Linked DNA regions of Homo sapiens: region 1 is linked to region 2. A link is an interaction called in ENCODE POLR2A ChIA-PET data of the cell type or tissue named here. Cell type or tissue: PC-9. All regions are shown on one strand. Each heading gives the region's core, and the rest is flanking DNA. Links, peaks and the distances in the headings are about the cores only.

Region 1 (6,187 bases), core at 510-5,509, 150 kb before region 2:
AAATAATTAACGGAAAACATTTTTATTTTGCCTAATTCACATTTTTATCTAGAAAATACAAATTAAGATGGAAATGTTTTTAAAGTCTAACATATCAAAATTAAACCACATCATGTGACTCTAACTCCTGTTTATCACTAAAAACATAAAAAACCTTCATGCCAAAATTTAGTGACAAGTGAAATAAAAGAAAAACACATTTTATGTGTACCTATTAAAAACAATATGCACTAATAAAATCTTAGATTAGAATAAAATAGGTATAAGAGGCCAGGCATGGTGGTGCATGCCAGTAATCCCAGCGCTTCGGGAAGTTGAGGTTGGAGGAATTCTTGTGCGCAGGAATTCAAGACCAGCCTGGACAATATAGCAAGACTCAGTTTCTACAAAAATATGATAATAATAATAATAATAGCTGGATGTTCTGGTGCATGCCTGTAGTCTCAGCTACTTGGGAGTCTGGGGTGGGAGGACCGCTTGAGCCCAGGAGGATGAGGCTGCAGTGAGTGATGGTCACAGCATAAATAGAGCAAAGGCAAAGCAAAAAAAAGCAGGGGTTCCAGTCCTGGTCTCTGATAAAGCAGACTTTAAACCTCCAAAGATCAAAAAAGACAAAGAAGGGCATTACATAAGGGTAAAGGGATCAATGCAACAAGAAGAGCTAACTATCCTCAATATATATAAGCACCCAATACAGGAGCACCCAGATTAATAAAGCAAGTTTTAGAGACCTACAGAGAGACTTAGGCACCCACATAATAATAGTAGGAGACTTTAACACCCCACTGTCAATATTAGACAGATCAGTCAGAAAATTAATATAATCAGAGAAGAAGTCACAATATTGTCTTAGAGAAAAAGAAAGATGTTACCCTTATGTATTTATTTATATTTTTCATCCAGAGAAGTAAGTTTAACACAAATCTAAGTTGAGATTTTACTTTTTTTTCTAATTTAATTTTATTAAATATATTTATTTAAGAGGAGAAAGAAACCACTAAGCTGAAATTAACTGATTTTCCCATCCTGGTATGAAGTCAGACACAAACTCTTCACTAAGTGTTATGAAGGCAAAATAGTTCCAATAATATCATCATTTTAATTGTGCAACATCAAACATTGATTTGAGATTGCAGTTGATTTTCCTTCTTCCAAAAATGTTCAACTATCATCATCAAATGTTACAGTATAGTTGATTTTCAATATGATGAATAATATATAACATTCCTGAGAGTGCACTATGTATGAGATTATATTCTAAGCACCTTTTATATATTAATGTAATATGCACAATGATCTATGAGGAAAATAATATTAAAATCCATATTTTATAGATTTAAAAGCAATGTCTAAAAGTTATAAATGGTAAGGGAGCTGAGATTTAAACTTTATCAGATGTTTCAGTTCTTCTTTATGTGTTTTACCATTAACCATATGGATTCTCTATTACGATTATTGTTATTTTTGGCCAAAAGCAAAATAAATAAATGCGCCTTTTTTTAAAGTTCCAATTCTCCTTAAGGTCTAGATAGTAAATTTTTTTTCCACTTGACTTTTAGAAACAGCTTATTATTAGTCATTTTATCTTAACGAAATTTTATTCAGATTGTTCTCATTTTCTGTGAAAGAATAGAAAGCAAGATAAAAAGTGGTTCAGATATTAATTGCACACTTAAAAATTACCAAACTGCAGATGTAGAGGAAAGAATTGTCAAAAACAGATGGCAGGATAAATTGAGCCCACAGGCTCGGTTTGCCAATCTCTGAGTTAAACTAATGAATCATGGGCGGGTGATAAATGCAGGTAATTTATTTCCGTATTCGTTAATAACGTGTTTACACAAAGTTAAAGAAAAGTATGAAGAGTTAATCTGAAGAATCTTACTATGAATTTTGCTCTGTCTACTGATTGTCATGTAGATGTGCTTTATTTATTCATTAAGTCACCCACCTGGGCATTTATTGTTGTGCCTACTGAGTTTCATACATGTTTTTACTTTGGTATACTGTAAAATCAGCCACCATCATATGTGTTTTAAATTTGCACTTAGATTACTGAAATAACTGAACAGCATTTGGTTATAAACATAATACCTTTATATCCTTGAATGTTCATTGGAGGAAGAGGTGGGGAGAGGTATAACATCATTGTAATTAGAATTACTAGATGCCTAGATTAAAAATTGACAAGACAAAATAAATAATAAATTGACCCTGTAGGAGAATTCATTTCATAGTCAAGGGAAATACATTTAATAATAGATCCTTATGAATAGCTTATAGCCCACAGATGATTTACTTTGCTTTTAGCCATTTTTGTAATTTACCAGGATTTCCTACTTTATGCCCTCCATCTTGTGTGTTTTTTTCTCCTTCCCATTTCTTTGCTCTCTCACAACATCCAACCATCATTTTTTTCTCTCATCCCTGCTGTTAACTAAGTTTCTATCCTCCACTCCTTCATGCAAGTAAAATCCTCTTGCATCTTCTCTCTCCTTTTAACTTTAAAACGTAGACATTGTAATACTTACAGGTAGAGCTTGGTCTTTTGTAGAATGCAAACTGGAAATTACAAAAATATTGTTCAGTTCAATTGCTAACCTATATCAATAATTACATAAAGGGTTCATCTTGGATTCAGAAATTTATTATAAAATGGCATAATTTCTTTTCCTGAGACCTAAATCCTTTTTATGTCTTTCAACAATTAATCACATTAAATTTATGAAGTAAATATAATATGCCATGTATATATACATTTATCAGTGCTTAGTGTGGTTACATTTTCTAACATCCTTTGAATGTCTCACTGTGACTAATTCTTACATCAGAATCTAATATGGGCAGTGACTCATGGAGACAATAGGAGAGGAGTCAAGGGACTGATTTTGATCAGTTGGTGGTTTAAAGCCCTAAGATGGTATTTGTATATTTCATCACTGCCACCTACCAACACCAAGGGAAAGGGGATTGCCATTATAACCCTCTTTGACATAAAATTTTCATGGATCTCTTTATCCTATTCAATTAAACAGTCTGTTGATAATAAGATAAGGTTTGGAAGAGATGGAAAAAGAAGCTTCTCATGTTCAAATATTTCCAGCTAAAAGTCTCAAAATGTTGTAAGACTGGAAGTGACCTTAGCGACATCATCCTTTCTGCTTCTTTTGCCAATGAGAAACTAAAATATGCAGGCTAACTCTTTTGTTCACAGCCATACTGTTCTTTGATGAGAGAACTGAGTCTTGGACCTAGTCTTCCAAATTCTTATACAAAATAGAGCAGGGAGGAGCTCTGAAAGTGCTTTGTATATATTGGGGCAGTCTATTTTCTGCAGTAAACATACTAAAGGAAGGCATTCTTTGGATAGTGTTAAAAATACCAGTCCCACTCTTTAAGAGATTATTGTGGAAACATAAGGAAGGACTGCCCACACATGGTAAATCAGTCTCCTTTCTGAATACTAACACAAGTGATCTGAAAACAGTGTGGATGTCACTCTTGGTATTCAGCCTCCTTTAGAAAATGTAAACCTTGAAAGAGCAAGGAAAGGCATTGCCATAGCAATTTTAAGATTTTACCTGCTGGTTTCCTGCCATATTCTTTGAAAAATGAGCTCAGAGCTAATCAGAGTAGTCCTCAGGGGCATGTAGGAATAAAATCTGTGCCTAAATGAAAATCTAGGAATAAATAATGAAGAATTATATTCCCAAGATACTCCCATTGTAGAAAACTGCTGTGGAAACCTAGCTATATAATACTGGAAAACAAAAATGTAATGAATTTTGTGTAGATCAGAAAGTAACAAAACGTGAACACAAACATCTTGTAGATTTCTTGTTTGAAATAAAATTTCCATTCATTTCTTACCAAGCATTACTACTTCAGTTTCAATATTCTTGCTTCTCCCTTTGTAAATTATATTTAAATCAGTGAAATTAATTTAAATACACAACAGCTTCTTTGTAAACAGCTAAGTTGAATTATTTTTTCAGTAAAAAAAAAGAAGTAACTAATTTTAATTATTAAATAGTTGTGTTAGGAGTAAAAAGGCTTATTGGAATAAAGAAAAATAAAATAAAGTGAAATGATTGTGTTGTTTTTAAGAGTTTATTTTGCAGCAGTTGCTTACATCAAAGTATTTTAAAAATAAAAAAAATCATTAAAATAAAAACTGGCCCATTCATATGGAGAGGAAATTTTCCAAGCAGTATTAATTCTATAGCCCAAATTCACAAAATATTCTCCATCTTTTCCCTAAAAATGGTATTAAAATGCTTTCTACATTTAACAGTGTTTGTTAACATGCTTGTTTTATTTCAGAATGGTATATGAATGGTTCATTTATTTATATTTTTATAAACTCAGAGAGACATTTTGGTGTGAAAGGTAGATCCTAGAGAAGTAAAAATGTCTAATTCTCTTATTACCCACCATGATCCTGGAGCTAGAAGAGTGTAATTTTATTCTTCCCTTCAATTACTTCTCACACTTGCTTGTTAATGGCTTCCAGGCTCTGCCAGCACACTTGGAATTACTGACTATAACAAAGATGATAGTCATATTTGTTGGGTAAACAATAAACAAACAAACAAACAAACAAACAATAATACCAGTTGAAGAAGGGGACATATTTGAAAATACCTTAAGTGACAATTAAAATTAACTATAATCAATTTTGCATGAAACCTTTGTGACTCCAAAGACTGTCTTGTTTTGTTTTGTTTTCTTATCTCATGTGGATTTAGAAAGAGAAAATAAGCAAACCTATTACTCTCAGAGGGTACAGTGAGTTGTAATAGGGAGCAGGTGACAGTTCTGATTAGGCTGGCAAACATTTCCTGACCTGAGCAGGTCTTTAACCTTTCTGCTTCTTTAGGACAATAGGTGAAATGGATCAGAAAGTAAAATGTTTACTTAAATATCTATAATGTATTCAAATTTTTAGGCAGAGTCTCCACAGATATGCATATATAGTCAGTAACTCCTATCTGAATATTATGATTATATCCAAGTAATAATCTTCATAAGATATCTAGAATGTTTCCTTTCTTTCATATTTTAAGAACCCTTGTGGCTTTTCCTTTTTAACACTTAAAAGATTTTTTACCATGTAACAGTTCATCACTAAATTTCATGAAACCAAACTTCTTAATAGATACATTGAGGGAGAAAGTCTTTATTTCTCCACTAAGGTCAATAGATTTTCTACTACAATATAAAAAGTTGCTAATATATTTATGCACTTAAGATATTTTGTGTTTAAAGTTAATGTTAGAAGTTGACTTCAACTTGTCATTGTCTTAGCATATGTGAAGCAGAATTGGGAACAGGGAAAATTCCATTATAAAAAAAGCTCTTGATTAATACACATAAAGTCATAAAAATGCATCATGATTCTTATTATCCATGGAAAGTATGCTTTCTGGGAAACAAATTAGTTCGTAATATCTTTCAAAAATTATGAAGTGTGCTCAGAGACATATTAAAAAATCTGACAGTAAAATGAAATATATTTAATGAAGCATATCATGGATGTTAAACTGAAAGCCATACCAGCTTCATTGTTGTTGGAGGCAATAGCTGCCTGATGTTTGGATATTAATTCCCAGTAAAGCTGGCATTCTGAAGTAAAGAAGAATGTTAAAGAATCTTAGATGCATCTCTGATGATATGCTTATTAGTCCACTTACTCTATTTGAGATAGATTGATTATACTTTCCGTTTGGAATCTATTTAGTTTATGTATTTGATTGCTAGAAGTTGATTTTTGCATACCTGCCACACAAATTCTTAGATAGGCTGGTGGAAAAAAATCATCAGAAATGTTGCATCAGATTAATTTCCTCCTTCTTACTGTATAGGCTATATAGTCAGTCTAGTGACAATTGTTTGGTCTGCAAACACAGACATTTAACAGCTGTTCAGTGTAAGAAAATGTTCAAGCTTAAACTTGATCATGAAAACAAAGAAACGTAAATTTGAAAAAAAAAAAGGAAAGGGGTCATTGTGAAATTAAAACACAAGTGAAGACTGGATGCATTCAGTGATAGCCATTTATTTTAGTGGAAATATTTATTTTAATGTACAGTTTTTGATTATCATTTTTTCCTAAAAGGAATTTGATTTTTACTTTACATAGAAGAAAAAAAAATTAGAGGATGAGTTAAAATGTCAGTTGTATATT
Region 2 (6,187 bases), core at 523-5,522:
TTCCACAGTGTGGGTTTCACATCAAGATACTCCTCTTACTAGCCACATGACCTTAACTTGGAGCCTCAAATTCCTAATCAATAAACTGAAAAGTACATAATCTGCCTTATGAGGATTATAAAAGAGGACATAAGAAAAGTGCTTGGGGCATATTAGTTGCAAAATAAAGTGTAGTTTTTCTTACCTTATGTAAGTATGAAATATATTGAAGGATTAAATATCTGTTCCTCCCTCTAAATGACAAAGGTGACTGCTTATGAAATAGTAGAACTCGCCAAAAAAATCCCAGACAAAAATACTATCCAGCTTAACACTAAAAGATCCTCCCACTAAAAATCAACAGCCCCGTTTTTTGCTACCTCTTACTGCTAACAGGCCTTCCCTATTGTTCTCTCAATACCCATGGCTCCCAATGGTAACCACAGCTGACCTTGGCAATGGATCCAGTGATTTGCAGAACTGTGCCCCTTCTCTGTCAGTGGTTGTTTTTAGTGACCACAATAGTGGTGGAACTGGGTTCTTTTCGTGACAATGTCTATTCAAACTCATTTATGCATTGAAATGCTCAAAATATTTTTGAGCAATTACTATCGTTCTGGTAGAGTTTTAGATTCGTAAGCTGCAACAGTAATAAAAGCAAGCAGAGTTCTAACTCTCCACAGTCAGATGAGGGACCCAACATTATCTGCCTATAAAGTAATAACTAAATTGGAAGTTACTTAATTTTTACATAACAGGTAGTCAAAAACAAAAGCAGCAGAGGCCTTTATAACACCTCTATCCTATCATTAATCTCCCAGGTCACCCTGTTCTCCATCGATGTCATTGTTATGGTATGGTTTTTATCCTCATTTTCTTTATTTTTATTTTTAATTATAAATTGACAAATTATAGTTGTATATATTTATGGGGTACAAAGTGATGTTATAGTTTATAACACAATGTGCAATAATTAAGTAAAGCTAATTATCATACTCATTACTTCAAATAGTTATTGTCAGGCCTCTGAGCCCAAGCTAAGCCATCATATCCGCTGTGACCTGCATGTATACGTCCAGATGGCCTGAAGTAACTGAAGAATCGCAAAAGAAGTGAAATTTAAATGGCCTGTTCCTGCCTTAACTGATGACATTCTACCACAAAAGAAGTGAAAATGGCCGGTCCTTGCCTTAACTGATGACATTACCTTGTGAAATTCCTTTTCCTGGCTCATGCTGGCTCAAAAAGCTCCCCCACTGAGCACCTTGTGACCCCCACTCCTGCCCACCAGAGAACAACCCCCCTTTGACTGTAATTTTCCTTCACCTACCCAAATCTTATAAAACGGCCCCACCCCTATCTCCCTTCACTGACTCTCTTTTCAGACCCAGCCCACCTGCACCCAGGTGAAATAAATAGCCTCGTTGCTCACACAAAGCCTGTTTGGTGTTCTCTTCACATGGATGCAAGTGAAAGTTATCATTTCCGTGGGGAGAACATTTGAAACTTAGTGATTTAGAAATGTACAATTCATTATTATTTACTATATTCGTCATGCTGTGCAATGCATCTCAAATAAAAAATACCTTAGTCCTTCTGTCTAACTGAGGCTTTGTACCTTTTGACAATCATCTCCCCAATTTCCCTACTCACTCAGACTCTGATAACCATCATTCTGCTTCTTTGAGTTTGATTGTTTTAGATTCCATATATATAAGTGAAAACATGCAGTATTTGCCTGGCTTATTTCATTTAGAATAATGTTCTCCAATACCAAACATGTTGCAATTTATACATTTTTTCTTTAAGTCTGACTACTATTTCATTGTGTGTATATATACCACATTTTCTCCATTCATCTGTTCTCAAACAACCCGCTAAAAAGAAAATAAATAATTTGACTAAAAAATGAGCAAGAAACCTGAATAGACATTTCCCCAAAGAAGACATACAAATTACCAACAGATACATGAAAACACTGTTCAACATCCCTAGTCAGTAGGAAAATGCAAATTAAAAGCACAATGAAATACCACCTCACACCTATGAGTGGCTATTATCAAAAAGAAAAAAAGATAATAGTTAGTGAAAATATGGAGCGAAGGGGGCCCTTGTATTGAATGTAAATCAGTACAGCCATTATGGAAAACTGTGAAGGTTTCTCAAAAACTAAAAATAGAACTACCATATGATCCAGCAATCCCGTTTCTGGCTATTTACCCAAAGACTTGAAGTCTGTGTCCAGGAGATGTCTGCCCTCCTATCTTCATTGTAGTGCTATTCAAGACAGCCAAGTTGAAGTATTCTCATTTTCTTAAAATAGCTTTTCCAACTACCATTTTACTTCTCTATTTCAGGTAGGAGAAAAAGAATAACAAGAAAAGGAAGCTACGTGAGGAAAGCAAAACTTTCTGAAAAAGGCCCAGCATATAGATTTAATTCTCATTGGTCAAAGTGTGTTGCCAGGCTACTGTTCTGCAAAGGATGCTGGGAATGCAGTGTTTCAGATGAGTACAGTGCTATTCCAAAGAAAACTAGATTTATTTTAATAAGACAGAGAGAGTTGGTAGTGAGTAGACAACCAGCGGTTTCTGTCACATCACGCATCACCACTGTGGAGATAAGAACCTAGTAAAAACAAAGTAGTTCCACGAGCTGGTCTAACCTAATTAAATAATTCTCCATATCAACTAAGTCTTATTCAAGAATAGTTAGAAGTGCAGATTCAGGAATCTGACTTACGAGTTACCCTAGCTTTGCCATTTCTTAGCACTGTGATTTTGGACAAGGTATTTAACCTGACTTTCTCATTTTTAAAAATAATAATAGACCCTGGCTCATGGTGTTGTTATGAGGATTGATTAGATGTATACAAGTTGGGCATTAAAACACTGACTGGAACTAACAAGCATTTACAGTATTCACTGTATTTCATATTAATCAAGTAACCTATATTTGTATTACTCTGGTTTCCCACATATATTTCTCTACTGGACAAAAAAATGCATGGACCATTGATGGGATTAATTCGTTTTGACCTTGTTATGTCTTCATTGTACTTTAATCCATTTACTTCTCTAGCGTTTCTGTTTTCTGTGAATTTAATAACAGTGCATTTGAGGAAACCAAATCAATCTGTCCAACATAAAATTTCTGAACCTGTAGAGCTGAGAAACGAGGTTCTCAGTGGAGTAAAAGCAATCTGCAAGGCTTGGACCCTTAAATTGTAGTAATAATAACCAGCATATTGCTTGTCTCTTTTTCAACTATGGGAAACTTATATTCCTTTTATTATCTTCTTCTTATAAATACTTATGAGGTCTTAATTAACTCTCTCTTTAAAAGGCTTTAAAATATTCAGCCCAAAGACCCACAATAAGCCAGAGGGTGATGGGAGGGGTGTTGTCAGTTCTGCAATTCTGAATCTGGTTCTGCCACTGAAGCTCTGGTGGGAAATCTACAATCTACTCTCAGTCGTTACGTTTCCGGACAGCTGCAGAATACCCAATATGAGCCCTTAGCTACCAGACACTTTGCCCTTTTCAAGCCCATGGCTATCTCTTTATTGCATTACAGTTGCACAACTCTAAACCAATGAGTTTTCTTGAGCTTGAATTACTACTAGCTAGTGACGTAAAAACTGGGGAGAACAGAGAAGCATGTTTATTTTTTTTTTCCTCTTTAGAGATTGGCCTGACAGGCCGAGTGCAGTGTCTCACGTCTGTAATCCCAACACTTTGGGAGTTGAGGCGGGTGGATCACTTGAGGTCAGGGCCTCAAGACAAGCCTGGCCACCATGGTGAAACCCCATCTCTACTAAAAATACAAAAATTAGGCCGGGCGCGGTGGCGCACGTCTGTAATCTCAGCGCTTTGGGAGGCCGAGGCGGGCGGATCACGAGGTCAGGAGATCGAGACCATCCTGGTTAACACGGTGAAACCCGTCTCTACTAAAAAATATACAAAAAAATTAGCCGGGCGTGGTGGCGGGCGCCTGTAGTCCCAGCTGCTCCTGAGGCTGAAGCAGGAGAATGGCATGAACCCGGGAGGCGAAGCTTGTAGTGAGCCGAGATTGCGTCACTGCATTCCAGCCTGGGTGACAGAGAGAGACTCCACCTCCAAAAAAAAAAAAAAAAAACGAAAAAAACAAAAAAAATTAGCTGGGTGTGGTGGCACATGCCTGTAATCCCAGCTACTTAGGAGGCTGAGGCAGGAGAATTACTTGAACTCTGGCATTGAAAGTTGCAGTGAGCCAAGATCGCATCACTGCACTATAGCCTGGGTGACAGAGCAAGACTCCATTTCAAAAAAAAAAAAAAGAGAGAGAGAGAGAAAGATTGGCCTGAGCTTTGGAATAAGAGTTACTTAATTGCCCTTTGGTTTGAAAAATCTCAGTTGCCAATTCCTAAGTAAAGATCACCATGTGCTAACTGAAAATTACGTATCTTGAATTCTAGAATTCAAGTGTGAACAATTAGCCATCGGGGACACTTTCTTTCTTACCACTTCGTCATAGGTAGGAGTCATTCAGTATTTTTCAATAAATATTATAGGCACATGGATGGGACAATTCTCCATTGTTTAGAATTCCTGGCCTCCAATCACTAAGTGCAAATGTTCTGTATCAGGTAGCTATTGCTGCATAATTAACCACTACCAAATACAGTGGGGTAAAATAATAAATATTTCTCAGGCTTTGAAGGTTATTTCTGCTAACTCTGCTGATCCCAGATGGGCTTGCTCATGTTAATTAGTTGTCTCTGCAAACAGGAAAGACCATGAGATACACATATACATACACATACATATGTACATATATAAATATACGTATGCTTTATATACTTCTATGTATTTAACAAAACAGCATAACTGTATGTGTTTTTCCACAACTTGTGATTTTTACTTGGTATTTTAAAAAAAAATTTTAATTTATAACTTTCTGTGGTTAACTATCTGGGTTCAACCGAGTTTTCTCATCTAGTTTTGTGATTTGGCCTAATTATTTAATTTTTATAAGCTTCAATATTCCCATTAATGAAAGAGTACAATAGCTACTACCACAGGATAAAATAAAATCCTCTATATGAACCCTGCATACAGTCTGACACATAATAAAGTTTGTTTTGTTTTGTTTTTTGAGACTGAGTCTCAGTATTTTCTCTCAGGCTGGAGTGCAGTGACGCAATCTCAGCTCACTGCAACCTCCACCTCCCAGTTCAAGTGATTCTTCTGCCTCAGCCTCCCAAGTAGCTGGGATTACAGGTACCCACCACCATGCCCAGCTAATTTTTGTATTTTTAGTAGAGATGGGTTTCACCATGTTGGCCAGGCTTGTCTTGAACTCCTGACCTCAGGTGATCCACAAGCCTCGGCCTCCCAAAATGTTGGGATTACAGGCGTGAGCCACTGCGCCGGGCCATAAAGTTTTAATAAGTGTTATTAATAACCACTGAGGCTGATAGGCTTGTCTAGGATATTCAGCAATAAAAGAAATGCAACCATTTTCAACATTTGGCACATAATGAAGTTTCAAAAGTGTTATTGATAACCACGGAGACTGATGGACTTGTCTAAGATATTCATCATTAAAAGAATTGCAACTATCTTCAATATTTCAATAGTAGGCTAGTTTCTGCTTAGTTCTCTTTAAAAAACATTATTAAGTTTATAACTTCACACTTACAGAGAAGTTGCTAGCGTGTTTAGGTTTCTTTTAGATTTCTTTTATCACTGATTTTATCAAATCAGGGACTTCCTCCCCTAGATTAATAATAGCTGTGGCCTATTTCTTAAAGTCTGTAAAAGGTTCAGTATTTAGGAAGCTTTTGTTTCTTGGCATTTTTTTCTTTCTTAAAATAACTCTTCTTTGTCAATAATACCATTTTTACAATGAAAGATTTGATGTTTTTATTATTTGGAGGAGTTACATTGGAATTAGTAACTAAAGTTTTTGTCACTTTTCCTCTCAATCGAAAACTCTCATTTAAACAGTTTTCCTTTTGTGTTCATCACACTTTCTTTTACCACATAGTTTTCTGTATTTTTAAACATTATTGTTGACCCAAGGCAAGAAAAATATAAAAAATACTTTTTAGAAAATAAATATTATACATTTGGGGGTTAACCTTTCTACTTTGTCAATAATTCATTAATGGTCAATGTTTAAGCAACAAAAAAACCTTTCACTTCATTTTAATAATATTCAGCTT

Evidence for each region. Peaks named below come from ENCODE experiments on the same cell type or tissue, not always from the same donor. Only the 100,000 strongest peaks of a DNase experiment are listed, where the experiment ranks them.
Region 1: POLR2A ChIA-PET joins it to region 2 with 6 read pairs; 2 of 35 experiments call an interaction of 5 or more read pairs at or near these places.

The regions. Positions count from the first base shown.
Region 1 is chr18:67,780,436-67,786,622 of GRCh38, reverse strand. The region is part of intron 1 of DSEL-AS1 (DSEL antisense RNA 1); the gene reads right to left. LOC105372172 (a long non-coding RNA gene) reads right to left here. Exons shown (of 4, transcript XR_007066404.1): 4 at 4,206-4,541. Among named protein-coding and RNA genes, the nearest start is that of LINC01903, 31 kb to the left of the region's middle. In PC-9, for the core only: no CTCF peak of the experiment used is centred there; a DNase peak (open chromatin) is centred at 2,852; H3K27ac peaks cover 1,647 bases.
Region 2 is chr18:67,626,271-67,632,457 of GRCh38, reverse strand. All of the region lies in intron 1 of DSEL-AS1 (DSEL antisense RNA 1), which reads right to left. Among named protein-coding and RNA genes, the nearest start is that of DSEL, 110 kb to the right of the region's middle. In PC-9, for the core only: no CTCF peak of the experiment used is centred there; no DNase peak of the experiment used is centred there.